Regions from separate parts of the Mus musculus genome. Here all the other regions are linked to region 2. The links are chromatin loops, found by intact Hi-C in ENCODE. Cell type or tissue: left cerebral cortex. All regions are shown on one strand. Links, peaks and the distances in the headings refer to the core of each region. The heading gives the core; the rest is flanking DNA. Region 1 has its middle 18 kb from the start of Gm13601. Region 2 overlaps Stk39 (serine/threonine kinase 39). Region 3 holds the start of B3galt1 (UDP-Gal:betaGlcNAc beta 1,3-galactosyltransferase, polypeptide 1). Region 4 overlaps B3galt1 (UDP-Gal:betaGlcNAc beta 1,3-galactosyltransferase, polypeptide 1). Region 5 overlaps B3galt1 (UDP-Gal:betaGlcNAc beta 1,3-galactosyltransferase, polypeptide 1). Region 6 overlaps Stk39 (serine/threonine kinase 39). Region 7 has its middle 35 kb from the start of Scn7a.

Evidence for each region. Hi-C counts contacts between places; a loop is a spot of excess contacts. Peaks named below come from ENCODE experiments on the same cell type or tissue, not always from the same donor. Only the 100,000 strongest peaks of a DNase experiment are listed, where the experiment ranks them.
Region 1: a loop joins it to region 2, with 2.7 times the contacts of the local background. A loop is called at or near these places in 9 of 42 quality-filtered maps.
Region 3: a loop joins it to region 2, with 7 times the contacts of the local background. A loop is called at or near these places in 8 of 42 quality-filtered maps.
Region 4: it touches region 2 in a loop (2.5-fold over the local background); 2 of 42 quality-filtered maps call a loop at or near these places.
Region 5: a loop joins it to region 2, with 2.5 times the contacts of the local background. A loop is called at or near these places in 24 of 42 quality-filtered maps.
Region 6: it touches region 2 in a loop (6-fold over the local background); 20 of 42 quality-filtered maps call a loop at or near these places.
Region 7: it touches region 2 in a loop (12-fold over the local background); 7 of 42 quality-filtered maps call a loop at or near these places.

The regions. Positions count from the first base shown.
Region 1 is chr2:67,532,913-67,537,330 of GRCm38, forward strand. No RefSeq gene overlaps it. Among named protein-coding and RNA genes, the nearest start is that of Gm13601, 18 kb to the left of the region's middle. In left cerebral cortex, for the core only: a CTCF peak has its summit at 2,639 (motif pointing right); a DNase peak (open chromatin) is centred at 2,613.
Region 2 is chr2:68,347,228-68,351,645 of GRCm38, forward strand. All of the region lies in intron 10 of Stk39 (serine/threonine kinase 39), which reads right to left. Among named protein-coding and RNA genes, the nearest start is that of Stk39, 120 kb to the right of the region's middle. In left cerebral cortex, for the core only: CTCF peaks have their summits at 2,502 (motif pointing left) and 3,611 (motif pointing left); DNase peaks (open chromatin) are centred at 1,914, 2,493, 2,938, 3,141 and 1 more place; H3K4me3 peaks cover 1,282 bases; H3K27ac peaks cover 1,737 bases.
Region 3 is chr2:67,563,110-67,567,527 of GRCm38, forward strand. B3galt1 (UDP-Gal:betaGlcNAc beta 1,3-galactosyltransferase, polypeptide 1) reads left to right here and starts at 2,580. Exons shown (of 6, transcript NM_001379327.1): 1 at 2,580-2,925. In left cerebral cortex, for the core only: a CTCF peak has its summit at 2,143; DNase peaks (open chromatin) are centred at 2,158, 2,592, 3,046, 3,751 and 1 more place; H3K4me3 peaks cover 2,886 bases; H3K27ac peaks cover 2,720 bases.
Region 4 is chr2:67,899,879-67,904,296 of GRCm38, forward strand. The region is part of intron 3 of B3galt1 (UDP-Gal:betaGlcNAc beta 1,3-galactosyltransferase, polypeptide 1); the gene reads left to right. Among named protein-coding and RNA genes, the nearest start is that of Mir6335, 120 kb to the left of the region's middle. In left cerebral cortex, for the core only: no CTCF peak of the experiment used is centred there; a DNase peak (open chromatin) is centred at 1,898; H3K27ac peaks cover 298 bases.
Region 5 is chr2:68,116,434-68,120,851 of GRCm38, forward strand. B3galt1 (UDP-Gal:betaGlcNAc beta 1,3-galactosyltransferase, polypeptide 1) reads left to right here. Exons shown (of 6, transcript NM_001379327.1): 6 at 1,280-4,418. The coding sequence starts at 1,510. The coding sequence ends at 2,490. Among named protein-coding and RNA genes, the nearest start is that of Mir6335, 340 kb to the left of the region's middle. In left cerebral cortex, for the core only: a CTCF peak has its summit at 1,893; a DNase peak (open chromatin) is centred at 1,710.
Region 6 is chr2:68,219,407-68,223,824 of GRCm38, forward strand. Stk39 (serine/threonine kinase 39) reads right to left here. Exons shown (of 18, transcript NM_016866.2): 17 at 1,498-1,562. Among named protein-coding and RNA genes, the nearest start is that of Stk39, 250 kb to the right of the region's middle. In left cerebral cortex, for the core only: a CTCF peak has its summit at 1,929 (motif pointing right); DNase peaks (open chromatin) are centred at 2,017, 3,065 and 3,258.
Region 7 is chr2:66,817,848-66,822,265 of GRCm38, forward strand. No RefSeq gene overlaps it. Among named protein-coding and RNA genes, the nearest start is that of Scn7a, 35 kb to the left of the region's middle. In left cerebral cortex, for the core only: a CTCF peak has its summit at 2,195; DNase peaks (open chromatin) are centred at 2,227 and 2,432.

The DNA.
Region 1 (4,418 bases), core at 233-4,232, 810 kb before region 2:
AAGCTTTCATACCATCCATCCTTGTGACAGATTTGGAGCTCCAGGCAGCACAGTCTCTGGAATGGGACAATGGTTTTCTCACAATGACATAAAGTTGAAGGATACAAACCATCCACCCATTCTCAAATGTGTAGTTACTGTGTGCATCTGGGATCTTTCCCTCCAGACAAACAATTATCTACACACCTCTCTAGAGTAATTTCTAAGGGCATATTAATTTTTCAAAGAACCTGAAAAAAATAAAAACCCTCATGTCTTCTGTGGTAGTTGGTTTGTTACCTATTGATGACTGGCTGGTTTCTGACCATTTGCACTGTAGGAAAGTTTTCCCATCACCAAAATAGAGGCTTCAAAAGGTAATCACAGACTTTAAGATGAAAGATCTCTCTCTCTCTCTCTCTCTTTCTCTCTCTCTCTCTCCCTCTCTCTCTCCCCCTCCCTCTCCCTCTCCCTCTCCCCCCACACTCTCTCCCTCACCATCTCATAACCAAGGATGATTTCTAAACTTACTACTAAGATTAGTACAACTACAACATCTGTTTTTCAAAACACTAATTGATGGTAAAGCCACAAACTACAGATACTCAGATTCAAATTATTAAATCCAGGAAAACGGCGAAGTCTCCAGGAAGTTAGAAGACATTTCAGAATAGACATACTCTAAAAGTCATTTAGCCTCATTGTGTCAGTGGATATTGGAGTCTGTTGAGTACCATGGAGAGTTCCAGGTTTTTGTGTTCTGGGAAAAGATGTTGGACAGGTGTTTGTGGACAATATTTCAAATATTGGACATCCAAAGAGAAGAACTGGAGCCTAGCTGAGTTGAAGATTAGAAGCTCAAGGACATCGTGTTGAGTGGGGAGGGACCACTATGAATCAATTGCTTAGTATGAGTTTTCTTGATCATTTGCACAAAGCTGAACCTCTCCAGGCCCTGGCTGTTAAAAGTGGTTTTAGGGGCTAGGCTCCTGTCCTTCCTCCTGGACAACTGGTTTCTTTCATATGCTAATCTCCTGCTCACTTCACTTGCCTACCTCATCAGCACTGATTAAACCCTGTGGCTAATTTCAGCTGCTTCCCATCATCCATGGCCCTAGGATATTTTTCTCCTAAATTATCTTGAGAAAATTTGAACGTCACAAATATTTGTATATAAATGAAGCTGTAGGGGGAAACAGTGTTAAAATATCTATAGGTTGACATTATCATTTAGTGCAGCCCTTTCTGTAGGCAGTAAAAGCATCAGGACGTGGACAGAAAGCTTTATGAGTTTTCACTGTGGCAACATTCAGCCACACCACCAATATTTTTGGAGCCATTGATATGTGTAGGGAGACCAAATAAGAAAAGAAATTAGTTAAACCATTATCTTTCCCCATGAAGCCCTCAGACAAGGAAGAGACATTCAAATAAAGAAAAATGTACAGTGTCAAATACAGATCTGAGAAGCTCAGGAAAACATGTTTCTGTGCTTCTTTTGCTGTTTGTTTGTTTCTTTAGTTTTTAACTGTAATATGGTGGCGTAAAAGGAAACAGTTGCACAAAGTATTTGAAGTTTGTCAAACAGCCTCAATTTTGTCTTGCTTCAAACAGTATTTTTTTTTTAGTCTTTGAGAGTTTCAAACAACGTACGTTGGTCATTCTCCTCCCGATCCTCTCAGATCCTTCCCCACCTCCCTATCCTCCAGTTCTCACACACACACACACACACACACACACACACACACACACACACTCACACACACACACACTCTCACAACACTCTCACACTCACACATACACTCACACACACTCTCACACTCACACACACACTCTCACACTCACACACACTCACACATACTCACACATATTCTCACACTCACATACACTCTCACACTCACACACACTCTCACACACTCTCACACTCACACTCACACACACTCTCACACTCACACACACACACTCACACACACATACACACATACACACACACACACACACACACTTTCTTAAAAATCTTGATTTTTGGGGGGATTGAAGAGGGCCAGGTTTCGCTCTAGCGCTGGCTGCCCAGGAAGTTACTGTGTAAGCCAGACTAGTCTTAAATTCAGAGAGATCTGCCTGCCTCTGCCTCCTGAGTGCTCAAATCAAAAGCATAGGCCCTCATGCCTAGAGGCTTGGATATCATTACTTAATCATAAGTTTTGAGTGTGTGATTTATGATGTCCAGTGAAAATTCCTCTTCAAAACTTAAGGTTTTCTTCCACAAAGACTAAGATTGAGATTTGCATACCAGTTTACCTTTTAGAGCCCTTAGCAAGATTGCTTTTGCTGATAAGAGCTGTCTATCAAGTGTGGCCTGCGTGGGGACAATGATCATTGCCAGGACAAGTCAACAGACGTCACCTCAGATGCCCCATGGGGTCAGCTAAGGCCTCCTTTGAAACCTTCCTCTGAAAACTTCAATCTCTTCCTCTCCCATCATAGCAAGAACACAAAGTCCAATGAACTTTCTTTCCATTCATCTCTAGTTTAATGTCTGGTCCTTGGAGAACCCCGCATGGACCTCCTGCTGTCTTTCAAGAAGGCTGACTTTGGGATGGTATTTTAGGAAGAAATCATATTTCTGCCTGCCTGACAGTGGGCACAAGGTGGCAGTGTTAAAACTCTTAGCTAAGTGCACTCAGTGGCTAGGCTGGTTGAATACATGACTCCTGGTGTCCTGTATCAAATATTTGAGGTAATGAAGAAAGGAGCAGTTTTGAAAATTAAAATAAAATGGAGTTGATTTAATGGCCATCGTTGAATCCATTGAGATCATCCAATAACTGAAAGTTGAAAGCTTGCAATTGGACTTGAGAATAGAGGAGCATGGCCCCAAATAAACCCTTATGCTAACACTAGGGAGGGTTTGTTTGTTTGTTTGTTTAATGAGATATGCAATGTAGATAGGAGTAAATGGCTGACAACCCTAAAATACTAGAATTGGAGTCTTCAGAGCCCCTGTATTAACAGAATTTCCCTCCAAAAGCTCAAGCTCCCACAAGCCCAACCACTAAAGATCTACACCCAACCATTAGAGCAACTAAAGAGACAAATAAGGGTGAATAATAGTGAGAGGCCATCCTGCAAATTGGTCATCTTACAAGAGGAAGAGATCCAGGGGACAGTATCTTAAGTCTAGTTTCAGGGTATTGGCTTGAGGTTTAGGTATAAACAGAGGGAAGGGTTCTCATAATTAAGTATTCCTGATAAGGCATGGCCCACTTAACCTTAATCCATCCTTATTCCAGTGCCAGCTCTAATAACTGGATAGATAAATTGATAAGGGCCACTCTCAAGGAAAATTGTACTTACCAAGGGTTGGGTTGGGTTGGGTTGTGTGGGCTGGGTGTGTCTGCTCCAGGGGTTTTACCCTTCTAGAAACTCAGGATGACTCAGGGGAAGAAGTTAAGATAGGACAGATTATCTCTGCCTCCAGTACAGACTCAAAATGAAGACAGAGATACCAGGTCTTCATTCTGCTTTCCCTTACTGTATAGACTCAAACTGTTTCCAAAAAAAAAAAAGCTCTATAGAGTGTCTACTTCCTCATATATAGGTGACTCTTTCTCTGTTTAGCTGCATTTTCAGGCCTTAGTACAAACTAATATATAGTACCATCACAGCCAAGGAAGGTCTCTGAGCATAAGGAAGAGGTTATCACATAACTCCAGGTCACTCAGACAGCAAAAACACTAGACTAAGTGTTAGAAGGGCACAACAGTTAATAACTTTTGGCAACCTTGTTGTCAATGTGTCATAGCACTGTCATTTATACATGCATTGGGCCACTTTCACATCTCTCCTGGAATGCACATGACCAGAGGATGTAGGTTCAGAAAAGCCTCTGACCATTTACAGAAGGAGAAAGAATATATATGTCCTGGCTAGTTTGATGTCAACTTGACACAAGCTAGTGTCATTTGAAGGAAGTGAATTCAATTGAGAAAATGCCTCCGTAAGATCCAGCTGAAGGGCAGTATTGATGGGGGAGGGCCTCATGGTGGGTGGGGCCATCACTGAGCTGGTGGTTCTGGGTTCTATAAGAAAGCAAGCTGAGAAAGGCCTTGAGAGCAAGCCAATTAGCAACTCCCTTTCATGGCCTCTGCCTGGAGGACCCTGCCCTACCTGAGTGTTTATCCTGACTTCCTTCAATGGTGGACTATGACATGAAAGTAGAAGCCAAATAAAATCTTTCCTCCCCACTTACTTTTGGTTATAATGTTTCATCGAAGCAATGGAAACTAAAACAATACAGAAGCAGAGACAAGCAATTTAAGTGCCTACAGTGCCTTGTGGACCCTCTCTCAAAGAGAAACTGATAATGCTACAAGGCCTCCCCTCCTCTCCCTGTATACATCACTTCTTTTTTTCTTTTTCTTTTTTTTTTCTGTTTT
Region 2 (4,418 bases), core at 255-4,254:
TGAATGTGTCAGCAGTAATTAAAGAGCAAGCTTCAAAAAAAAAATCTGTTATCAAAGCAACCTTAACTAGATTCCTTCAATTTTAATTTGTTTTCAAAATGACTGAGTTTTAAAGATCTTTTCTAAAAATACAAAATAATTCTGCCTTTCAAAAAGTTAGTCCGGAATCTCTAATAAACCAATCACATTTGATTAGCTCCAAACAAGGACAGCCCCCATCCTTGCCCCCTTTTCTCTGTTTCTAAACTTGTTCTGCACCTCAGCTCCCCTACCATGGTCTCTGAGACTCAGGGAACAGGACCGGAAAGGGGGTAGGAAGGCACAAGGTAGGCTTCTCTCCGCAGCACTCCTTCCTGCCCCCACAATGCCCCACACTTCCTGACTATCAGTGACTTTGAGCTTCCCACCTCCAAAATGCCAAACTCATTTTCAAGATTTTCAAGATTGAGATGAGGAAAGTTTAACACGATTTCCCCTCAGTGGAGGAGAGGAGAAGATTTTAGGAACACACGATTAGGGAGAATTAACTTAGCCAGGTATTGGAGCACCTTAGTAAGTGAACTGAACGGTGGCAGGGGAGCACATGCTCCCTGCTGGCTAGAGGACATGCTGGGCGGGACTAAATGTCAACCCCCTGCACCAGCCACCTTGTTGAGTGGCTCAACCATCGACTTTAGGCTAAGGACTCCCAGAAAGCCCAGTAGTGAAAGATTTTAAACCTTGAATCAGCTGCATCCAAATCTTAGCTGTGGACCAGGGGAATCCCAGAGAGCGGAGAGCAACCTCAGAGATCCCCCTGGAGCAAAGGTTTAGCTGTCTCCTCCTGCTCTCGGGATTATGCCAGAGGCCACTGCACCACCATCTTACTCCCCGAAGTTTCCTTAAAAAATACCTGCAGGGACAGTGCTGAGCACAGTCTACACAGGAACTAACAGATCACTCACTGCTCCTAAGCCCACGGGACTCAGAGGCTGCACCGCGGCAAAGTCGAAGGGCGGGAACTCAGCTTGACACAGAGTATGACAGAACCGGGGTCTCGGGGTCACAGGGCCATGGAGCTGCAGTCACAGGGCCAGGGTGGTACAGACTAAGACCATGGAGCAGCTGGGGCTTCGGGAGACATGAGAAAGCCTCACCCAGCCACCCTGGAGCTACAGCAATAGTGAGTGGCTTTTGTCTTCGTTAACAAAACACCTGACAGAAACAACTGTGGAGAGAGGGATCGATTTTTGGATCACAGTTAACGGGGACACGGTCCTTCATTCGTGGTGGGGAAGGCATGGCTGTGCAGAAGCTAAAGCCAGAAGCCTGTTACAGTTCTAGAGGTTGGGAAGCAAAAAGCTCAGGCTGGAAAGGGGATGGGTTCCTACCCCCAAAACCCAGCCAACATTCAGCTTCTCCCCCCAGCTAGTCCTTTTCTCCAGACCTTCCAACTACGACCTCCTGCTGCCATGCAAATGTCCAAACAAAACATGACCGCGTGAAGACACTGCGCGTTAAAGTGCAGCTTGGTTGAGGGGCAGCTTTCTGAACCAGGGAGAGGACCAGCAGAGAGCCCTCGTGGGAAACACGTGCGAATTTCCCAGGTTCTATTTCCCGGTGCCAAACTCTGTAAGGCAATAAACCCACCAGTGGCTGAGGTGGGCACGGTGGAAACAGAGCCCAGAGGGATGAAGGAACCATTCGCGGCCCTGCCCTCCCTGTGCTGCAGGTCTCATCCTGGAAGCAGCACGAAGATTCCAAGTAGGAAGCTGTGAACTGGGAGTCAGGTACAGAGGCTGGCGAACTGTGGGCGGGAGGTGGGATGCAAGCAGGGATAAAGGCTCTCCATCAGCAAACATACGCAGCCTATCCTGGAAAACACAGCCATGTACATACAAATCCTTGGGAAAGCTGAGCAAGTCTGTCAAAGGCAAACGGGAAGCGCTGACTGCACACGAACATACCGCCCTCAAGCACGTGGCTGCCGTGCAACACAGCCAATGATTCCGCCCAAGTGTTTCCAGGACAGAATGCTGACAGTTCTTGGCAGTTTAAAACCAGCGTCTCTTACTTCAGAATTCTTATCGCTGTTTCCAAATCTCCAAAATGGATCCCCAAACCTCCCATACCTAACAAAGCTCAGTGTCTTGAAAAGTCACCTCAATCTAAAAGGCACAGGCTTTCCCTCCAAGTGAGGATCAGAGAAAAACAAACAAAAAAACCAACCAAACAAAAAACACACAGCATAGCAAACCCAGGGAGAGGGGAAAAATTTAACAATAAAATGTTTGGGGGTTGTTTTGTTTTCTCTTGCTTGGTCGTCTGCACGGAAAGTAATATTCTGTGATGCTTTTGCCCTGCTGCTGCCTCTGCCCTCACCTCTGTCAAATTCACACGCAGCACAAATACTGAGCAAAAGGACACAATCGACAGCAGCGAGATTGTTTTTATACAACAGTCAGCGATTCCGAGGGTCAGGACTGAAATGAACTATTCTGACAGCGCCCCCTAGTGGGAGAAGGCACTGCTCCCACCAAAGGAAGTCTTTTAAACTGACCTTACACTTAAGAAGGAATGAGAGTCTCTGCGTCTTCGCTGTCCCCGGAAGACCTGCCCCAGACACTGTACCTGCCGAACAGTAGCCCTAACATTTATGAGAGGTAACACCTCCACCATCCTCTCTAGGAGCATGTGGTCCCTCAATGGTACACCAACACACGCAGTTGCTTCTGTAGGAGGAGAGTTAAGAAACACACGAGTTAAGAGGACTGCAGCCCCGAGCCTATCTGATGCACCTGCGTATCCCAGATACCTCTGTTGTCAACGTTACACAACCTAGAATCACCTGAAAAGAGGAAGCCTCAACTAAATCATTGCCTTCAGACTCACCTGTGGCCATGTCTGAGCGAAACGGTCGTCACTGATGATTGACATGGGGAGGCCCGCCCACTCTGGGCAGCACCATCCCTGGGCACATGGATGAAGGCAGTGGACCTGGACTGTGTAAGAAACAAGCTGGCTGAACATGATCCAGGTAACCCAGTAAGCAGTGTTTCCTTACGGTTTCTATTTCAATTCCTGCCCTGACTTCCCTCAGAGATAGACCGTTACCCGGACGTATAAGCTGAAATAAACCCTCTCTTCCAAGGTTGCTTCCTGTCACAATGCTTAGCGCACGTGGCAGCTGGAATCGAGTCTGGCTCACTTCTCCTCCTCCTTCGGAGTTAGTTAGCACACACTTGGAGTCCCTTCTGCCTCTGTTCACCCAGCACTAAGGTGTCTCGGAAACCAAAGAACTGCCTGAAAATAGCCTGATACTACTAAACTGTATTAATTGAATCACGAAATCCTGGAAGCACTCCAATCTATCTCCCAAACTTAAGACTCTTGGTTTTCACATGAATTGCGTCTATTACATTTCTTTGATTTGTTAAAGAAAATGTAACACAGATTTAAAATCTTTAATTCAAAATAAAAGTGGCAAGTACTTAGATCATCACCCTTCAATTACCTGTCCTATAAAAGAGCAGCCACCTGACTAACCGGATTACCTCAGTCAGCTTCTGCTCCAGGGCTGCGGCTTCCACACGCCTAACCTTCCCTTGGGGTCCTCTAAAGGCAACTGCTGCCCTCTACTGGGAAAACATGGAACAAAGCTAAAAACCACCTCATTTCTTCTGGTTTCAACACCTGACTGAACTGAGATGGCACGAGGGAGGAAGACAGCTTTGCAGAAGCTTAAAAGTCGTTTCCTGCTTTTCTCAACTACAGAACCTAAACGGTAAGAGGCTGAGAAGTTGGCTTTGGAGCCACCTAGTCAGGATGCTGGCTGCAGTCAAGGCCCAGAGTTCTGGATCTCAACTTAGAGTCTGAAAACTGAGGCGAATATTGATGGTCTTGAATATTGGCTTAGCAGTATACACCAGGTTTTTACTTTTCCACAGCTATTTAAACATAGTTATGGTCTTTGGGGCCATACTCAACATATCTCCCACTTACTACTATTCAAGAGATAACACATTCAGAATGTCACTGACTGTTCTAATGATGCAAAAACTGAGACAGAAAATATGAACCAACTACCTAGCCCAGCACAAGCAAGTGAACGGTACACACTGCTTCTCTCTCCTCTCCCCTGGGCTTATCTACCAGCTCCATGACCGTTCTCACACCAGCAGTATATACGCCAGGGCACGTGATCTGATGGTTTGACTCTCTGCTACCCTTGGAGCTACAGGGATGTGTGCTCTGTGCTCCCTAATGAAAAGTGAGTTCCACCGTCTGGGCTGTCCTGTATCTATCTTCATCTCAGAGTCCACTACTGGGGGCAGTGCCAGAAAGAGACGCTATGCACCCCCAACCCATGACAGCCAGCACAAAACAGACATAATGGCATTGTAAGAGCAAAGTGGTGAAGGTAGAGGCAACATGAATGA
Region 3 (4,418 bases), core at 326-4,325, 780 kb before region 2:
AAGCTAAATGCAGAAAGCACTAATGATAGATATTAGTGTTATGTACACCTGGCTGTTGATTCTCTTTAAGCCTTTCATTTGTTCAGAATTACTTGATTGACTTATTCACTAATACTATGCTATGCAAAACTTATACAGGGCTAGAAGATACAAAATATGAGATAACACACAAACTGTAAAATCACATATTTGGTAAGATATAAAGTACTTATAAAAATTACATGGGCTGTCTGTACATTTCTGCTTGCAAGGTCCTAAATCACCTACCTCTTTCTATCACCAAAAATCCCTTTAAAAAAATTGAGGTTCTCTTCAATCTTACCTTTTTGTTAGAGATTTTTCTAAATGGTAACTGCTTTTGTAACAAATGCACTTTTGTACTTTTAATTTTCTGTGTTCATGTGTGGGGTTGTGGGTGTGGAAGTGTACCCTAGAGAGGATGAGTTCTCTCCTAACACGTGGGTCTCTGGGTTGAGATGGGATGGTCAGGCTTAGAGGTATGCGATTTTCCTTCTGCGCTTTCTCACCAGCTTCTTATTGCTTTTGGACTTTCTAACTTTAAGATCTGTTTATTTTTTCAGAGATTAACTCTTCCCTCCACATTTTTGAATATATTACACGTTTACTTTTCTTTCCTGAGCTTCCTTCTTACATGGTTTGTTCCTTGGATAGTCTGTGAAGATACTGTTTTTTTTTTTTTATGCAATAGGAACACATATATGTACTTCTCTCTCTCTCTCTCTCTCTCTATATATATATATATGTGTGTATGTGTGTATACATGTATATATATGTATGTGTTTATACACACACACACACACACACACACACACACACATATATATATATATATATATATATATATATATATATATATATATATATATTTTAAACGAGAAGCCATGTCAAGACCGTCATATTAAAAAGAAACCAAAGGAATAGGGTCTACATGTCAGCTTTTAACTGTAAAGAAATGGGATTACTGTCAGCACAGCCAGTTTGGAAAGGGATGGCCTAGCAAGATGGGTCAACTGGCTGAAGAGGAGGAAGGCACAGAAAACAGCAAAGGTCTGAATATTCTCTATACTGAAAACGTGGTAATAGTAGGCAAGTCTGTTGCGTAGTGAGCATCTTCTTTTTCTAAATGGTAACAAGTCCAAGAAGTTTGTGCATGGCTTGTTCTGGAAATCAAATAATAATTCTCACTCTGTCTGTCTGTCTGTCTGTCTGTCTGTCTGTCTCTCTCTCTCTCTCTCTCTCTCTCTCTCTCCCTCTTTCTTCTCTCTTATTTTTCTCCCTTCCCTCCCTCTCTCCCTCCCTCTCTTCCTTTCTAAAAAGGTAAATGAAGAAAAGAGTGGTGTTGATTGCAAAAACAATCGAGCCCCTTAATAACTAGCAACATGAATAACAGCATAGAAATAAAAAGAAAGGATCATACCGAGTAACAAAGTCATTTTTATCAGAAAATGATGTAGCTATGATTTTTTTCTTTTAAAAACACTCACAAAAAGCATTGTGAGGTGACTTTTACTGTCTCCATTGGAGAACAAGGGTCATTTGGAGACTGTCCCTTTCTTCTACAAGCCTTTGTGTAAACAGTTTTAATTTTGTTTTCCTTGTTTCTAGAAATTAAGTGCGGAAGCTTTTAAGTAGTCCTCTGGGCTGTTTTGATGGCGATTTTGGCATAACTGCACTGGAAAATTAAAATACTCTACAAGGAAAGATTATTAGTGTTTGAGGGAAAGATTAGGACAGGCAAGAAAGGTTTCTGTTTCCGTTTCCTATCAAACATTGTCACTTAATGTTCAGTCACATTCGCACACGAACTCTTAAAGCAAAACCTCTTGGATCAGTTAGGCTTGATGCTCTCCATATGAGTAAATAAAACCAACGTGCAAGGGCTAGGTAATTAACTAGCCTGCTCACACAGTCACTGTTTGGTTTCCTTTGGTTTTGTTTGGTTATTTTCCCGTAGTGGTTGTTCTGCGGGGTTGACGTTTCTATGGAGAGCAAACATGAAAGGTCCACTCTGCAAGGAACTTTGAAAAACGTTCCTCAATGTATCTCCTTCCTTGGACATCTCCAGGCTGATCACTAGTGGAGGTACCACTTTTCAGCTGCCAAACCTAGAAGGACGGGGGCGCTGTCTGGTGACTTTGCTTGCTTCCTTCAAGGCGGCGACCACCTCCAGGGATTCGCTCTCCAGTAGCGCCGCTTCTACTCGGGTCCCAAGACCTCTGCATAGTGATGCCAGGACACTGAACCTCCGTGCCAAGGCTCTGGGGACAGTTACCCGGGAGTGTCGGGTCATGCCAAGATGCTCTTCGAGGGTAGACAAAAAGCGCCCGGGGTCCACATTTGTGGGCCGGGCTTCTTCCCTGTGTCTTGGGCTTGGGCTTCGGGGCCCAAGTCCCCCACCCGTCGCCCCAGCCCTGCCTCCCCCTCCATCCCACACCCCAGCAGCATCCTCTCCCGGAAACAAGCCTGCTGAGCAAAGGCGGAGGCAAACCTTGGGCCTTCCGCTCTGATTGGTCTCCCCCCGCCGCGCGGGGCGAGGCGGCGATTGGCTGCCGGGCGTTGTCAGTCGCCGAGGCCAGAACCGTCGCCGGGGAAGCGCAACCCGGCTCCGGTGCTCCGGCTGCCGCCGCGGCTGCTCGGCTGGTGCAGCTGAGCGAGCCCGCGCGGGCGCCGCTGCCGCCTCCGCCGCCGTCCACCGCGCGCTGCCAGCACCGCGGGGCTTGCAGGAGGCCGCCGGGAGGGGCGGGCGCGCGAGCTGAGCACGAGGAGGCGGAGGCGGGGGAGAAGTGATGCTGGCGCCAGGGATCCGGGCAGCGGCAGCGGAGAATAAGCATCTTCGGGACCCCGGCTGCAGCGTCCCTGTGGCCCGCGGGCCAGCAGAACGGCCAGAGACGGCGCGTCCCGCGGGTAAGGTGCGGCTCTCCAGACCGCCTTGTAATCTTGGGGTGCTTACAAGCTCCTAGTGGCCGGAGCATCCGGACAAGGATGTTTGGGACCTAGACAGCGAGTTCTGCTGCCTGGCCAGGCTGATGCTCGCGCCGGTGCGGCTTCAGCTCCTGCCTTCTGGCTTAGGCAGTGACAGACTTTGACAGCGCGTGGATGGCATTGTGTGTGAGAGAGTGTGGGTATGAGTGTGCGCGCGCACACGCACGAGGTTTGGGGCACTTTGAAAGGAGAGGAGTAGGTCCCCTTTATGTAGACTGATGTCCTTCAAGGATCCGGGCTGGAATGAACAGGATGTTTTGAGCGCGCTGGGACGGAGAACTCGGTGCATTGAAAAGTCTCCTCTGGCATAGAAGGAGCCGGGCAAATTGAACTTTATTGCCTTAATGAAAAGGAGCCCTTGGGTCTAGCGCGCTGGGGGAGAAGCGCATTCACCGAGGCTCCCCAAAGTCTCACTTTACGCCAGGGACTTTGGAGCAGAAAGTAATGGTTGATCAGCCTTGCTGAAGCAAAGAGAAGTTGATAAGGGGCGAGGGCCAGAGGCTAGGCTTGGGGACTGGCCACTTATAGGTGGCAGAAACCCCGCGTGGGAGGCTCAGTTCACTTTTCAGGAGCGCAGATTTGGGGTGAAATGAATTCCACTCCAGAGGACTACGCCTTTGAGCTAAGGTGGTCGCAACTGGACAAATGGGCAGAGGTGGAGTGGTGCTAGTGCGGACATTGGAGGAATGTCCTGGAGCAGGCACTTCCTCCCTCGCAGCCCTGACAGGTGTGTCATCGTGTTTGGGACTGGTGTGTCCTGGGACAGATACTGGGAGAGCGGCTGCGCAGTCAGAAACTTCAAGCCTGCTGGGGTCTGGGCTACCAGACTTGGAACACGTTAATTCAAAGGGAACCAGGTTTTTATATCCAGCTTCTTCCAGGACATATGCTGATTTTTGTTTTTGTTCTTTTTGTTTTTCTTACATGTTCCGTTTTGTAAAGCCATTTCAAGTTCCACTTACACTGCAACCTTTCCGCAGAAGACCAATTATGCTCTGCTATTTCTGAGTAGTGCTCTCAGGCTGAGTCTAGAGCTCGCTGCTCAGGACAGTGATTCCCCCATCCCTGTATAGGACGCACAAACTTAACGTTAGAGACTTTTCTCTGGGATCTATTGTCTCCGTAAGGATCTCTCCTTTCGAAACTTCATGAGATATTTCAGCACCAAGGCACTTTCCCCTCTCTGGCTCAGCCCGGGAAAGACTGTGACCAGAGATGGGATTGCAGGAAGCTGTAGAGGTGGGGAGGGCAGCTCCCCTGCCTGGCAGGGTTGGGAAAACCAAAAACTGGCTCAACACAGGGATCTGGGATCTTGAACTGCCTACACCAATTTCCCTGTTTGAAGCTGGGTTATCTGTTGGGGAATCTAATGGGGATTCTGTTGTCCGACCACTGGACAAATTTCATAGACCACC
Region 4 (4,418 bases), core at 253-4,252, 450 kb before region 2:
ATATAGTTTTCCAGCTGCTTCTGTTAATGGTCGGGTTTGTTATTCTTGAACCACCTTTGTGATAATCATTTTCCAGCCTTAGTTTATTAGTAGCCTAGGCTATTAATAATTTCATCATGTTTGTTATAATGGTGGCCAGTTGCTTTCCTTTCCCGTGGTGGCCTTATCTAGATTTAGCCTCACACAATGCTGCCTCATAGCATGAGCTAGAAAGTTTTCCCTGTTTTTTTTTTTACAAAAAGTTTGAAGAGTATATTACTCTTTAATATTTAGTAAAACTCACCAGTGAAATAACTGATCCTGGGATTTTCATTGTTGTTGGTTTTTGAACATTCCTTCAATCTCTCATTTTAAGTCTGTTCGGATTTTCTATTTCTTCTTAAACAATTGTAGGAGCTTCCATGTTTCTATGATTTCTCACCTTTCTAATCAGATCTTATCTTCCCTTCCATCATCCAGGTTTAAATAAATTTGGAGGTCAGAATAAAGATGCTGGCCTGTTAAAAGTAAGTCTGAATGGAACTATGTTTTTAAAATGCTAAGCCAACTGACTCACCAAAAGAAATAAAAAGAAACAAGACAGTCTCTTTATCTTTTGTATAATAAATGCCTCCTAATTATATATCCTCTGTACCTTAGAACAAAATATATAAGAAAATTAAATAATATATTTAACTTTCTGAGGACTTTTCTAGACTTACTTTTATCTCACTAAAGGGTAATAGTTCTGAGCCTCCAGATAGAAAGAGCACACAGTATTTATAAAAATATATTTTGCTGTGGAAGTTATAATATAATTCACTTGTCATTTTCTTATCATGCTCCCATACCTGAACATTGTTTAGCAGATTTGTATGCGTGGACAAATCTGGGAGAGCAGAAGAGGCATAGGGGACACAGGCTAGATACATTGTAACTACTAATCTCTGCAAAAAAGAATTTAATCAGGAAATATTACTCACCCCTCCAAAATATCTCTGACCTTTCCTGTATCTTCAATATTTTGTCTAAACATCCACTACTTTTTAAATTCAGACTCAACTAAAATGTCTTCTACCTTGTACATTACAGCAAAGAGCATTAAGCTGCCTCTATCAGAGGGGGAAATAGATTATACCTCTCCATCTGCCCCTTCTTCCTTCCTTCCCACTACACACACACACACACACACACACACACACACACACACACACACCAGAGCCTAGTTGATCACAAGTCTATTCACTCCCTCTACTATGAGGGAACACTCACTCTATGCTGTGCAGGCACTGTGTTAAGTTTTGAACACACAATACTGACTGTCGCAGACACAGCTCATGATTCCTTTAATCAAAGACTTGGTTCATGTGACTCTACTGTTAATCCTTTCCAGAGTTCAGCAATACAGTTTGATAGAGAGGAAGTTAAAAGGTAATGTAGCCATGACCCTGCATATCTTCTGCCCAGGAAACAGTTAATGGTGTTATCCAGGAAGTATCATGAACTGCACAGAAGTGCATGTGTTTGCAACTTGAACACTGACAAAGAAGCAATTCTTTCTGCTAAAGAGGGTAGAATAAATCTTCCCTTTGCCCTTGCACACCCTGAGCTGCTGATCCAGCAGAGAATGCTGAATGCTCATATCTACAGAAGGCTGCAGGGTCAACCAAAGCAACAAGAGCCACACCAGGAGGTAACCAGAACAGCACAAAACCAAACTTTTGCTGACCATACTGGGGAAAGAAAAGCAGTGAAGCCATTGACAAAACTGCGTCCAGAAGAATCACAACAGCCAAGAACTAAGGAGTCGAGTCCGGCAGTAACTAAGAGAGAGTAGGGGTTGCCAATCTCAGAAAGGACAGTTTGGACCAAGAGTGGCTACAGAGAATCCAGTGCCAATGCCCTTGTCCCTGTCACACAGAACTGTGGATAGCCTGAAACCGAATGCCAGCTCTGCCATTATACCACTGTGACATTGTGTGGCTCACTGAACCTCTCGGGAAGTTTAGACATCTTGTCTGTAAAACAAGCTTACAAGATGGTGAGAATAAGAGAGAGTGGATGCCAAGTAGGTGTTGGTTAAAGAGCGTATGCTTTCTATTCTGAGGGGCTGCTCATCACCATAAAGCAATTCTGCAGTACTTTTCATACAGTTGCAGGCTGTCGTCATCTGCTGCTCCACATCAGGGCTGATGACTGCCTTGCAGGGAGATCTTTAACTGGGTTTATTCTGTTCCAGTGACGGGCAGCTTTCGATGAGTTTCTTACATGTTTCTCATATGTCTACCTGCTTCCTTCCTATTCCTCAATGTTTAGTGCAGTTTATGGGCAGACATACTCATTTATTTTTGTTCTCACTGATGGTCAGACTTTTAAACATGGTGAGCACTTAATAAATATTTAATATTTTGTACACCTCTCTTTACTTAGTTCATGGTTGCCTATTTTTGTTTTAAAAGGTCATGAACTTAAAAAAGAAAATTTGAAGAATTTTTATATGTACATATATGTATATATGTAAATACATATATTTATATATCTATGTATCTATATCCAATCTGTGCAGGGAGGTCTTCACCACACTGATAGGTGGCACAGTTCCTGTTCCCAGAAAGGAACACCTAAAACTGGGATGTTTGCAAGAATTCATCTAAGTTCAATTGTAGAAATATTACAAGTATATGAGAAGACATCCCTTCCCTGCTTCAAATAAAAAGCAGTCATTCATTTTTCTAAGGCAATTTTATTACATGAAAAGTACTTAATGTAAAGAGATCTAAAGGAATTAAGACTTAAAGAAGTAGGCAGTAGTTGTCGTCAGTGAGGAACCTTACCACAGTTCTGTTAGTTGTTGCTAATTTTAGCCTTCAGGCTCACAGATAATGGTTGTAAAACCCAGGACAACTCCATAAGCACATTCATTGCAACCCAGCCTTGGCCATGATGATCTTGCTGTTAATTATTTTTTTAGTATGTAGCTTCTTGCCAAACATTGCATAATCTGTTTGAGTTGCCATCGTTAAAGATGGGAAACGTGGAAAGAACAGCAAGCGCTTCCCTGGATCACAGAAGGACAACAGCCACAGAGCATAGGCCTTTCATAAGTCAACAGCACCTTGTCCCCTGCCTCATCTACCACATCCCTACTACCACATCCACAGGATGTGCAGGCCTGTCTTGGTGAGTTCCCCCACCTGCATCCAGAGTGAGGGACAGAATCTGTGTTCCTTAAAGCCACAAGAATTTAAAATCTCCAAACTATTTTACTAGTGTTCTGTGAGCCACCACTGCCATTATCATAATGAGAGGCTGGCAGCTGGCTTCAGTAAGCCTCTGCTAGCTCAGCTAGTTCATGATCACGAGCCGTCCAGAGTCTCACCACTCGGGTATTGGACACGTGGTGATACTGATCCTTTGATTTGAACACCTGGTGAACTAAGTCCCGGGCATTAGTCTTATTAAACAAGAAACTGGTGATACAAGGCTGGCTGTTGATTGGGCCATTCTGAAGTGGGAACGGAGCGCCTGCTAACAGTGCAGAATCAGAATTCCGCTTTGTGGGTCATGCCATTCAAGCTTAAACACCTACTACTTACAGTGTGATATTGGGCATCTTAATTTCTGTGTGACTACTTATCCTTCCATTAAAAATATTAACAATTATATGGAATCAAGTATTATGGTGAGGATGGAATAATAGTAATAATGTCTGTCGAGTATTTGGGACCTAGAATATATTCGGTAACAGTAGTAGCAACTCCAAGCCTCATTGAAGGGACAAAGAACAAACCACAGAGTTTGAAGCCACTTCTGCTCTATTGACTGGCTCTAGAGCTGACTGTTAAGGCTGCATTCTGAGACTCTTCCCTGTGAATCTTTGCCTGGCACTCCTTGCAGCCTCACATTGAATTAGAGGGGGCAGGGGCAAAAGTTCCATGAATCTCCAGCCAAAGTTTAATTCTTCCTGCTATTCCAACACTTTGGTTTGCTTTTTCTGTTTAACTTTACACTTTTTCATCTCTTCGGTTCTCTAACAATGCCTTCTTCCATATTCCCTCCAGTGGGAGGAACTAACCACCAGATCAGTAATGTGTACTGAGTGTTTTCCTCTAATTGCCCAGAGAGCACAGAGAAGGCCCCTTTGGGAAAAACTAATTAACAAATGCCATCAGTAAAGAGAGGCAGGGGAATTGTTGGATATTCTTCAGAACAGTATTCTGTCAGATGAATGGGGAACTACACTTCAAAAGAGATTCATAGTAATATCCTTTCAAATCTTGTTAATCCTAAGAAAGAAAAAGTACTATATTCAAGAAGACTTACAAATCACATTTGGTGACAATTATTGGCTAGCCATGTTTTTAAGTTGAATCTTAACACAAGTAAGATTAAGAATGATACAGCTTAGCTGGGGTAATCTTGAATATTAACCATATTCA
Region 5 (4,418 bases), core at 173-4,172, 230 kb before region 2:
GTACCAGTCTTCTGACCAATTGTTAGAGTCTCAAAATCACAGTCTTTGTTTTCTTAGCTGTTGACTATAAGGGAGGGGTCTAACTCAGTGTCCTCCAAGCCCACAAATCTCTAAGTGGTACTTAACAGTAAGAAAGATGAGCATGGTCATGGGAAAATGCAGGCATGGATGCTATTCACTTCATGGAAGAAAGGATGCAGGCAGTAACGAAGGGATCAGAATCCTGTATATGCTCAAAGCTATGGTTTTGGAACCTCCTTCCTCCAGCTATGTCCCACCTTTCCAGGGCCAAACTTTCAGTAAATGGGTGTCTTTGGAAGGTACTTTATTCCCAGCCATCAAAGAATAAGTCTATTTTCCAAAGCCTTGAAGAAAGCAGAATTGCATGGTAAGAGCTGTGCCCACTGCCAAATCAGGAACAGGCAGCAAGTCTTCCTAAGAAAGCAAGGTATTAGAAAAAGTTTGTGGGCAGTTATCAACACAGTCTCAAATGGAGAATTGGAGAAAACTAAGAAATGTTAAAGGTCAAATTTTTTAAAGATTTAGATATGTATTTATTTTATGTATGTGAGTACACTGTAGCTTTACAGATGGTTGTGAGCCTTCATGTGCTTGTTGGAAATTGAATTTTTAGGGACTCTGCTTGCCCTGGTCAACCCCACTCACTCTGCTCAGGCCCACTCTGGCCCAAAGATTTATTTATTATTATACATAAGTACACTGTAGCTGTCTTCAGACGTGTCAGTAGAGGGTGTCAGATCTCACTATTAGTGATTGTGAGCTACCATGTGGTTGCTGGGAATTGAACTCAGGACCTTCAAAAGAGCAGTTGGTGCTCTTACCCGCTGAGCCATCTCACCAGCCCAAAGGTTAATTTTTTTAATCAAACAATTAAAAGCTCAAAGTCAGAAAAATGAAAGCAATCTGAATTGTATGTGAGCTTGTCTGAAAGATTTAAGAGCAAAAATTGTGCCTAACTGCAAAAAAAAATAGCCTTTTGTAAAGAAGCAGACCCTTTGTGGAAAATTACTGATGTTAGCTTTACTCCAGTCACCAGTGCTCGTGGTCAATGTATTCATGTATTGAATATCAATACACATAAACAATTTCTGTTCATGGGAGAGGAGAAGCTAGGAGGTTATTTCCGGGGCTTCTGAAGATGAATGACCGTGCTTACTTTAGTCATTGCTGGCAATTCTTACACCCTTACTGTGTTTATTCAAGAATATGAAAATGGCTAGGTAAACATGAATAAAACTGTACTTTATTGATTTTGCAGAGTTCTGGGGAAGATTTCTGAGGCATGGAGCTTCCAGCAGGTTTGGAAGAAAGTAAAGTGAATTCCATGATGCAACAACACAAGTGAGGTCTGTGGACACCCACCAAACCAACTCCTCTCTGGCAGGAATTTTAGATTGACGAATACTATGCTGCCTTTGCAAAAGGACAAGAAACTAGTGCCCAAAAGACGTGTTCTTCAGCATTTGGATTAGACGTGTTCTCAAGACAATGGCTTCAAAGGTCTCCTGCCTCTATGTATTGACCGTTGTGTGCTGGGCCAGCGCTCTCTGGTACTTGAGCATAACCAGACCTACTTCATCCTACACTGGCTCCAAGCCGTTCAGTCACCTAACAGTTGCCAGGAAAAACTTCACCTTTGGCAACATAAGAACTCGACCTATAAACCCACATTCTTTTGAATTTCTGATAAATGAGCCCAACAAGTGCGAGAAAAACATTCCTTTTCTCGTGATCCTCATTAGCACCACACACAAGGAATTTGATGCCCGCCAGGCAATCCGGGAGACATGGGGGGATGAAAACAACTTCAAAGGGATCAAGATAGCCACACTTTTCCTCCTGGGCAAAAATGCTGATCCTGTTCTGAACCAGATGGTGGAGCAAGAGAGCCAGATCTTCCATGACATCATCGTGGAGGACTTCATTGACTCCTACCACAATCTCACCCTCAAAACCTTAATGGGGATGAGATGGGTTGCCACTTTCTGTTCAAAAGCCAAGTACGTCATGAAAACCGACAGTGACATTTTTGTGAACATGGACAACCTTATTTATAAACTCCTGAAACCCTCTACCAAGCCAAGAAGAAGGTATTTCACTGGTTACGTCATCAACGGCGGGCCAATCAGGGATGTCCGCAGTAAGTGGTATATGCCTAGAGATTTGTACCCTGACAGCAACTACCCACCGTTCTGTTCAGGGACTGGCTATATCTTTTCCGCTGATGTGGCTGAACTCATTTACAAGACCTCGCTCCACACCAGGCTGCTTCATCTTGAAGATGTGTACGTGGGACTGTGTCTTCGAAAGCTTGGCATCCATCCTTTCCAGAATAGTGGCTTCAATCACTGGAAAATGGCCTACAGTTTGTGTCGGTACCGCCGCGTCATCACTGTCCACCAGATCTCTCCAGAAGAAATGCACAGAATCTGGAATGACATGTCAAGCAAGAAGCATCTGAGATGTTAGGACTTCTATTAATGTAAATAACTTTCTTTTCTAAGAAATGGGGACTAAGATGTTGGTATTTACAGGTGTCACCAAGGGAACATGAACTGGCCAGGGGTTTGTAAATGTTTTGCTTTCTGTTCCTAGTTCTTTCTCGGATCAGTATTTTACATGTATTGGGCTCGGCCATAGAAATGGTGAGAGAGTTAGAGGGCCGGATTTCATTCTCAGGTCCTAAGACATTGCCATTTATATCAAAAAGTGACTCTAAATAACTGCCAGGATTGGTGCACTGTGCATCTGAGATAAAGATCTGGGCCAGGAGATAGAAACTCACAGTAATGCCCTCATAGCATCTCTGCAAACGTAAATAGTAATTCTTTCTTTGAAAATAAAAAAATCAAACCAAGTCAGAAAAGATCCGCAGTCAGGAACACACACTAGATGTTATCATTAATGCTGTGTGCTGTTGTCATGTAACATTTTTACATACGTTGCCATAAAATGTGTATAGAATTTGAGATTCTACCAATAATTGATTTTATCCCTAGAGTAGGGCATCAATGACGAAAAAGATGGGAATGTACACTTGAGGATCAGTTATCCTGTATGTATAGAAAACATTTCGGCATAGATTCACAAGAATTAAATCTGGTCAGCAGGTGGGTTGTACATAGAAATGCTACTTTAAGTAAACAAGTAAACGTTTTTTTTTTCCCCAGAACAAATATTATATGATGCCACCAAGGAGACTCCAAATGTAGTACCCTCACCTACTTCCTTCCATAAATGCCTTTAAGTGCATTTTATGGTTTTTGGATCAGTCAGGCATATGTCTCCATGTGTAGAAAACACGTTGGTAGGAGGCCCAGAAATAATGCATAACAATTGATAAAATGCAAATCTAGGTGTCCATTCTAATTAACATAAGCTTGGCAATAGTGTACAATGCCCCTTTCACACATTTGCAAAGCACATGAGAACATCTTTAAGGAGTACCAACCTTATTAAAAGATGTGCCCCTGCTACCAGTAGAAGAAATGCTCTCTTAGCGTCTAAAGCATTCACATATGTTTAGTAGCAAAAGGGCTTTGAGGTGTTCTGGGGAATCTGTGGCTGAGATCCGTGGGAAGGAAGACTAGGGAAGCCAAGTTGGGATCCCATTGATGCCACAAATTTATATGGACCATTTGAACAGGCATCTCATTTTTGATGTGCATCTGTATGCTCACTTGTAAAATGGCTAAAAAGAAAAATCTACCTCACAGGTACTGTGAGAGCAAATCACATTTGCTAATAAGTATTTTGAGATCTTTTAGTTTAAGAGGTGCTACATAATGCCATGTATCATGCATGATGCTAAATGCTAAAATGATTTACAGTAATGATAAAGATGGTTATCCATTGTGGCAGCATCATCCTAATATAACAATTTACCAAAATAAAGATTGACTGTGAACTATCAGCGTACCTAATTCTTCCAAGACTTGATGTTTCCTTGGCTATAAGTTAGTTGATTGGGGAAGCTTCAGTTTCTCCCCCACACTCTCTCATTTTGGTGAAGAATTTTTCACTTCAGTGTGTTGCCTTGGCATCCCAAGATGTTTAAAGCAAAAAAAAAAAAATCTATTTTGCTTTGGGGAGGAGCTTTGCATAGGTCTTGCAAAACACAACTTAAATCGTAGGAAACATTTGCCCCGTATTCTTAAAACTCTTTAGAACAAGTAGGGCTAATCTACTCCCTCAGAGGACGAATAAGCACTCAGCAAATCTCCACAGTGGCACATCTACCGTTGATGCACCACTCCTTGTCGTGATGCAAAGAAAGCTGGAAAAGTTGCTCATTTGAGCTATTTTCTTTGCACCTTGACCTCTGCAAAACCCCCATAGAAGCTGATAGTAATGGGGAGTCAAAGGAGTAAACGGAGTCCCATGATCACGTAATCCCT
Region 6 (4,418 bases), core at 150-4,149, 130 kb before region 2:
AGAGCCACTCTTTCCAGCACTCTGGGACCACAGAGAGGTTACTCTGGTGAGAGCCACAGTTCTGCTGAGCACTGAGCACCTGTCGTTAGGAAGATGGGTCTCAGGAGCAGAGCAGTGTCTCTTACTGAGGTGCTGAGCGTGCAAGAGAGAATCAAGACATAATCCAGGAAACCTAAAACCTGACCCGAGGAAGACATGTGGAGAGTGTTGTTGCTCCTACTGTGTTCAAGACGGTGTAGTAGCTGCTTTCAGAACAACTTTGCTGAAAGAGGGGCTAGGGTCACTAACGTAAGTTCACACATAGTAGGAATGAATCAGCATGAAAGTTCCAAATGACTGCCTCAGTGCACACAGCCAAAATGAGGAAACATGCTCTCACTACATGCTCTCATATGAATAAAATATGTTCCCAAAATCACATGTGAATTTCCAACATGGTTGGGGAGAGATAGTAGACAGCCCCACAGAGAGCTCTGGGTCTTACAGTGCTCTAGACCGAGGAAAATGTTCTACTGTTCCTGGGTAGAGGCTGTGGAAGTTCTTGTGGTTTACATGTGCTTACACAGCCCAGCTCTCTGAAATGAGAGGAGAAGCAAGCCACAGAAGATTCATGACCACCAGGCTTGTCTTCACTGTGGCTCCTCATGCAGCAGTTGCAGCCCACAGGCAATTTCCGTTTGATTTTCTAGGAACAGCCAGGGCGGCAGGTCATCAGTATCGTGTGCACAGCCATGTGTTGGCCCTCTGGATCTTAAACTGCTTGTGGCTTCTGATTGGCCCTTGATAAGATTAATTCATGTTTTGAAAATGAGTTATTTACTCTTCCTTAATATCCTGCTTGTGAGAACTGCTTGGAAAACCATCAATGTTAATGATGTGGACTTGAACTACCACTTCCCTGTCTCTTCAGGATGCTCGCTGTTCTGTCTTAGGTGTAAAATGTGCTAGCGCATAGAAAACTGTTAGGACAGCTATCCTCTGCAGCAGTGTGGTGGCATGGTTTCAGAGTAGGGGGTGAAATGCTGTCGTCTTTGCTCACCAGCCTTCAGTGAGCTGTCCTGCCGCCGTCGTCTCCAATTACCTGAACCATTTACACAACGATCGGCCTCTATTTTTAAAAGCTGCATCCACCTGGCTTCCACTGAGGAAAGCTTCAGTCAGAGCGCTGCTTTGAGTTACATTTAATTTTGTCTGTACGGTCAAGGTGCAAAAGAAAGGAGTTCTAGAGGAAAAAAAAAGTGGTACCCAGAGCTTTGAGGGTCTCAAAGGGCCATCACAGTCATAGTTCTGATGAGGCAAGGATGGGCTACATTCACAAAGGAAGAGGTTCCAGCCATGATGAGAAGCAATGCTCCCAGTGTGGCCGAGGCAACTACTGAGTACAAAATGTGATTCTCCCGCAATCCAGCAAGAACGCTAAGCGTGCAAAGGTGCAATACCTCCCTCCCGGGGCCGGCCCGACAGAAACGTGACGTCTCCTTCTACCTTCCCACTTACCAACTTAAATGTCAACGTTTTTAAAGCTTTGGGGTCATCTACAATCTTCTGTAAATTAGCAGCCACTGTAAAATACAAACACAGAGACACAGTGTCCAAGTTATTTCCAATAGCTCTGGATTTTCACATCAATGATTCGGAAAATTTGACTAATGATGCAATAAACTGCAAAATCATTCCTTTCACAGACATTACAAAGTCCATATAAATGACCAAATTACTTTCATACAGATACTCTCTAAAAGCATTTACATCATTTCTGTCACCTCCTATCTATGTGCATCTGGATTAATCACTGTACATCAACCCTGAATTTCCTATAATAAAATTTGAAATTACTTTCTAATGGAAAGTAGAAATGACCGCAGCTCCAGAGTCTCAACTGGTTGGTTTCTCTGAAACTCATTACTATGAAAATTATTAGCCAGGAGGGGGCAGTGTGCAAGAGGAGAGGGGCTGTTACAGACTTCTCGTGGCCTGTAAATCCACTCTGTTCTCTGCATCCACTTATATCAAGGCAACATGATACAGCTGATGACGCTCACAGCTCAGACAGACCAGCATGCTCTCAGAGCACATTTATCCCTCTCTATGGTGATGGCCACCTCTCCCAGCATCTGAGTCAGTGGGCAGGGTCATGCAGGGAGACTGCCAGCACATAGCTCAATACTGAGAACCTAGGCTCAGTGTCAGTTGATCCATCAGAGGTCGGCCCTGGTCTTTGTGGAGATCTGGCTTTGTGTCAAGTGGCAGTAAGTACAGACAGAGTTTTCCCAGTTGCCCACCCATCTTGAAGTACTACTTAAGAGTAAAATTATCAAAAAGCAAAGAGGATGAACACTGACCGGTACCCTGCATACATCTAGACCTCAAGATCAAACTACCGAAGAGTCAAGTTAGAGCCACTGCAAAGAGGTTACTTCCAGAACAAAAGCTGAGAGCAGCGGGGGTCTCTGTCATTTTTATGTCATGAGAAAAACTATCTGCTGGTTCAGCAGCTAGGTATCATTTTTCCCTGAATTTTTGAGATTCAAAACTTTAAGAAGACAGTTTAATACTTCTGCATGCTATGAGTTTCAAATAGAAAGCAGAAGGAAATCTATGAAAATTTTGGGTTTTTTTTGGGGGGGGGTTGTTCTGTTTTTTAATGGTTGACAGGAATCAATCTAGATATAAGGATTTTCTATAGATGTAGTTCATTTTATCTGCTAGTCACAGAGGAGGGCAAAATAAAAATGACAAACTTGATATGGCCTATTTCTCTTTATAAATCACAATTATAAACATATGGTTTTAGTTGCATCTATTGCTCTCTCACTAGTTCTATTCTGGACAATATGAAAGGTTTCATTTTTTTTCTCACTCTCACTCCCTTCTCATCTCTTCTTTTCCTCTTGTGTTAGCACAGGCAATTGGCAAGTACACACCTACAGAGCTTAGCCCAAGCAGTGACACCCATGAGGCTGGCCTTACTAAGCTTCATGAATAGATTCTAGATACTACTACACGCATCAGGAATGTGTGCAGGAAACTGACTCACAGAGTGAGATTTCCAGCTAGGAAATACTGTCTACCAAAGAAAGCCACTATTTACTGTGTCAGGACACTCTGACTATACACAAATTGCAGCAAGGGAAGACAGTGCCTGCATTCTTAAGACATAAAAACATTCTAATAGCCCCGCTGATTTGGGCTGATTTCATGAGTGGCTGTAAAGTCTTCACATGAATTTTCGTCCTTTCATTAGGCTCCCTTGGCTAATGCGGGTGATTTACTGCCTTGTTCTGGGTCATCTATTTCTGGGTTGCTCTCTAATGTTCAGCCAAAAGCACTGCTCTGTCCTGCACTAATTCACAGCTCTCTGGTGTACAAACATGTGCAGGAGGGCCAACTTCTAGGGAAGTGTCTAGCAGCTTGTCTGCGGACTCAAAAGCAGGCATGGCTGCTGGCCCTTTAAACAATCACCCCAGGACCCAGGCTCCCCAAGTGTGAGCCCCATACCTTTGGGACATTAGAAATTCAAATTCTGTCTTCAGCTCTGAGTAAAAATAGCAAGGCTGGCCACTTACCTGATTACTTAACCCAGCTGCTAGGCTTATTTTCAATTTAGTTGATTCTAATTTGTTGTAAAGTGCTATAAAACACCTTCATTTAACTGACATCATAGAAAATTCAGGGTGATGCTAATCTCTCTTCCAGCAGCAATACTCATTAAAAAGATGGGTGTCACTGTTTGCTCCCTTCTCCTGACTGTGCACCTGGATTTCAAAAATAAAAAAACACTCCTTACCTGGAACGTGAGCGGGCGGAGAAGGAACTGCTGGGCAGGGCTGCCTGTGACACTAAGAACACTAAGCCCGCCAGTTTAAGAGACACCAACCATCCTTTGGAAATACTGGCTGCTAAAGCCCATTTTCTTAGTGGCCAAGAACTAAACTTCTCTAAACTCAGACTTCCTCAGCTAAAATGCAGGTCTCCGGCTTTTGTGCACACTATTCAGTCTTTTGAGCTTGCCTCCCCACCCCTCCCACCCTCCCTGGACCACGGACCACTGAGTTCAGTCCTAAGAGCTTCTCTCTTTGGAGAAACAGGGCCACACCAAGGCCCACAGGAGTGTACCTCTTAAGTCTCCTTTGCTGTTTTCCCTTGCTTCACACTGTAGGCTTGGAGGTCCTTCAGGGCTACGTTTGTATGTACATTTCTTTTTAATAATGCCATAAGCTATAGCAAGCACCTTGATTTATGGAACTGTAATAGCTTCATTAATAGCCCCCACGGAAGCCATGCAATTACCTCCCTGGGTCTAAACAGAGAAGGAAAAAAGATTGTCAAGGCCATCAGTCAGTATCCGGATGGCCAAGTACACACTTCTTTGGCAAGTGAAGCCAGGCCTTCCCCAGACAGTTTGATTTTCCGAATTT
Region 7 (4,418 bases), core at 294-4,293, 1.5 Mb before region 2:
ATTTTACCTTTGAGAGTATGATGAGGTAGTATCTTACAAAGATGATTGAAGATAATCATCTAATCTGGCAATTTAGGCAGGATGGGGTGCTTGCCTTGCATGTACAAGCACCTGGCTAGGTTGCCATCACATCCTTCCCTACACAAGGATATTAATTTTAATTAAGTGCATGACAAATATCCTACAAAAATATAATAAAGCTTATTTTTTATTTAATGAAATTAAGATTCTCAATGTATCATCTCAGATTATGTAATCAAAATCATTGATTGTATTATTCATAGACCTCATGTCCTTCCTTTTTGTGTGTTTTGTTTACTATGTCAATCAATTCCAAAGTGAATGTATTGAAATCTACTTGAATTTAGAACATACAAGCAGTAGCATGACCCCATCCATGCATTTTCATAACTATTTTTAAACATGTGCTGTCTCTGGTTTCCAGGTACCAATACTACTTGTATTTTGTACAACATATCAACTTTTATTTCAACCAAATCAGAACTTCTGTTCCCTCAAGTCTTTTATTTCTTTGTATATTTTTCACATATGTATGCACAAAGGGAAAAGCCTTGAAGATATGGGTACAGGGGAAAAATTCCTGAATAGAACAGCAATGGCTTGTGCTGTAAGATCAAGAATCGATAAATGGGACCTCATAAAATTGCAAAGCTTCTGCAAAGCAAAAGACACCGTCAATAAGACAAAAAGGCCACCAACAGATTGGGAAAGGATCTTTACCTATCCCAAATCGAATAGGGGACTAATATCCAATATATATAAAGAACTCAAGAAGGTGGACTCCAGAAAATCAAATAACCCCATTAAAAATGGGGCTCAGAGCTGAACAAAGAATTCTCACCTGAGGAATACCGAATGGCAGAGAAGCACCTGAAAAAATGTTCAACATCCTTAATCATCAGGGAAATGCAAATCTAAACAACCCTGAGATTCCACCTCACACCAGTCAAAATGGCTAAGACCAAAAATTCAGGTGACAGCAGATGCTGGGGAGGATGTGGAGAAAGGGGAACACTCCTCCATTGTTGGTGGGATTGCAAGCTTGTACAACCACTCTGGAAATCAGTCTGGCGGTTCCTCAGAAAATTGGACATAGTACTACCGGAGGATCCCGCAATACCTCTCCTGGACATATATCCAGAAGATGTCCCAACCGGTAAGAAGAACACATGCTCCACTATGTTCATAGCAGCCTTATTTATAATAGCCAGAAGCTGGAAAGAACCCAGATGCCCCTCAACAGAGGAATGGATACAGAAAATGTGGTACATTTACACAATGGAATACTACTCAGCTATTAAAAAAATGAATTTATGAAATTCCTAGGCAAATGGATGGACCTGGAGGGTATCATCCTGAGTGAAGTAACCTAATCACAAAGGAACTTGCACAATATGTACTCACTGATAAGTGGATATTAGCCCAGAAACTTAGGATACCCAAGATATAAGATACAACTTGCCAAACGCATGAAATTCAAGAAGAACGAAGACCAAAGTGTGGACACTCTACCCTTTCTTAGAAATGGGAACAAAACACCCATAGAAGGAGTTACAGAGACAAAATTTGGAGCTGTGACGAAAGGATGGACCATCTAGTGATTGCCATATGCAGGAATCCATCCCATAATCAGCTTCCAAATGCTGACACCATTGCATACACTAGCAAGATTTTGCTGCAAGTACCCAGATATAGCTCTCTCTTGTGAGACTATGCCGGAGCCTAGCAAACACAGAAGTGGATGATCACAGTCAGCTATTGGATGGGTCACACGGCCCCTTATGGAGGAGCTAGAGAAATTACCCAAGGAGCTAAAGGGAACTGCAACCCTATAGGTGGAACAACAATATGAACTAACCAGTACCCGGGAGCTCTTGTCTTTAGCTGCATATGTATCAAAAGATGGCCTAGTCGGTCATCACTGCAAAGAGAGGCCCATTGGACTTGCAAACTTTATATGCCCCAGTAGAGGGGAACACCAGGGCCAAAAAGGGGCAGTGGGTGGGTTGGGGATTGGGGGTGGGTGGGTATGGGGGACCTTTGGGATAGCATTGAAAATGTAAACGAGGAAAATACCTAATTAAAAATAAATAAATAAAAAAGAAAAGAAAAGAAAAGAAAAGAAAAGAAATCAGGTTTTCATGTCTAGGATGTGATTCCACAGTCGGACACTAGGTGTTGCTAAGATCTCATCAACTACTTGTAAAGTATTAGATGTGTTTAACAGTGTGCTTAACCAAATCAAACTCAAAAGGCAAGATTTTTTGTTTGTTTATTTGTTTGTTTTGCATCGTTTTCTTGAGCCTTTTATAAAGACTAAACCCCACAGAGGCTTTTAATCTCACCTGTAGGTTTCTTGTTGCAAAAATCTGTGTGCTGCTGAGGAACAGAGAGAGGTAAGAGAGAGAAGTAACCAAGCTTTTATGTCCAAGCTGCTCAGGTTTAACTGTGGGCGTACCCCAAGCCTCAGTGGAATATCAATTAAATTACGGAGGAGCTCAAGCTCTGCTAAGCAGTCTCTCAATCTTACAGCTAGCATGACACAGAAACTGCTAACGACAAGACTGTGCTCAGGATAGAGCATCACTGGCTTCTTTCAGAACAAGTCCAAATTCCATCCCAGTGAACCAGCCAGGCGGTTTGCTCACTCATTATCTGTCAAGTGTAATGCAAACTAAATGTTACAGTTTTTGAGGAAATCTGGTTTAAGGATATTTTTTTAGTTAATTATTATATCTTATTTTAAATTATATCCTCTCATAAATATATCCTTATTAACCTGCAAGTCAATTGTTGACAGTATTCTAGTGGAACATAGCAAAGTACATGGTCATAGAAAAGGTGGTGAAGGTCCTTGGGCACCTAGGGTAGAACAAATGTCTTGGTCTATTTTGTCTTATAGAAAGGTAGAAATACTGGAAAATGAAAACCAAACCAAACCACCACCACCACCACCACCACCACAACAACAACAACAACAACAAAAATCTCCACACAACCTACCAAAGAATTTTAAGAAGATGCAATAGCTAAGAAAGAGAAATACAGGAAATAACAGCAAAAAAGAAAGTGTGATATGTCAAACACAGGACAGGAAGGGAAAAAATGAAACATGGACGTTATTATAAACAAAAGTTGTAAAGTAACTTGGAGAAGTATTTGTATTAATCAGCTCAAGAAACCATAACAGACTTAAATGTGGCTTGACAAGAATTTATTTCTCTCAATTCAGCATCTTCAAAGTCCCAGGCCAAACCATGCAGTGTCAATTTGATGCCCCTAATGAGCACTCTATCTGGACAGGAGAGGGCACTCTTCTTTCTGTGGTCTCACGTGATGGAGATAAAGGAGAAAGATGGGGGCTTTTCTTGTAGACTGGTCAAAACCAATGTGACTAAACTAAAGGAGTAGCAATATCTGCTAAAGAAGAGAAGGACAGAAAGTTCACTGGGAGGGGCAAAAAAGCAGTGAAAGGGACAAACTACCTGCCATACTGCTTCGATGGCTGAGCAGTGTTTTGTACAATGCTTCTCAGAATTTCAGACAGACCAACCAAGACAGCTAAGAATTGCTCTTAAGAGAGAGCATGATGATTGAGAGAGATGATGACTGAGAATTATAAAACTATCACGTGTGTGTGTGTGTGTGTGTGTGTGTGTGTGTGTGCGCGCGCGCGCGTGTGTGTGCATATGTTTGCCTGTGTGTGCCTTTCGATGTGTGTGTATATATGTGCATGAGTATACATGTATGTACCTGAGTGTATGCATGTGTGTGCATACTGCTGACTGTATTTTCAGAAGAATATTATCTTAAGAAACAGCACTAACATGTCTGCCATTCTACATGATTGGATACACACATTTCATAGAGATTCTAGGAAACACCTCTATATCAGTTAAGATAAAACATTCTTTCTCTTCCCTTTAAAGCCTTTTAGTGATTAAGAGTGAGCCCATGCTCTTGTACTTGATTATAGATTATTGACTGTGATGGTTTTTCTGCAGTTTACTAAAAATACACATTCACAAAAACACATTGTATATTTTTCAAAAAATAAATATAAGGACATAGACCAAGCATGTTGACTCTGAGAAGAGGGAATCAAATGATGATCATAAAAGAAAAGTAAAACTAAAGATGAGAGGATGACATGCTTTTTAACTTAAAACTAAACCAAAAGGTGCTGTTGTCATTAGATAGGAGGAGGCTGTGTGAATTTCTGCAGCCATCATCAGAGAGTCTTCCTTCTGCAGCAGACGGGTACCAATGCAGACACCTACAAGTAGACAATTGACAGAGAGTGAGAAACCTCTGTAATTCAGTTCTAAATGGGATATCACTATCAATCTCTCTCATTAGCACTCAGAGGACTCTGCAGAGGAGAAGGAAGAAAGAGA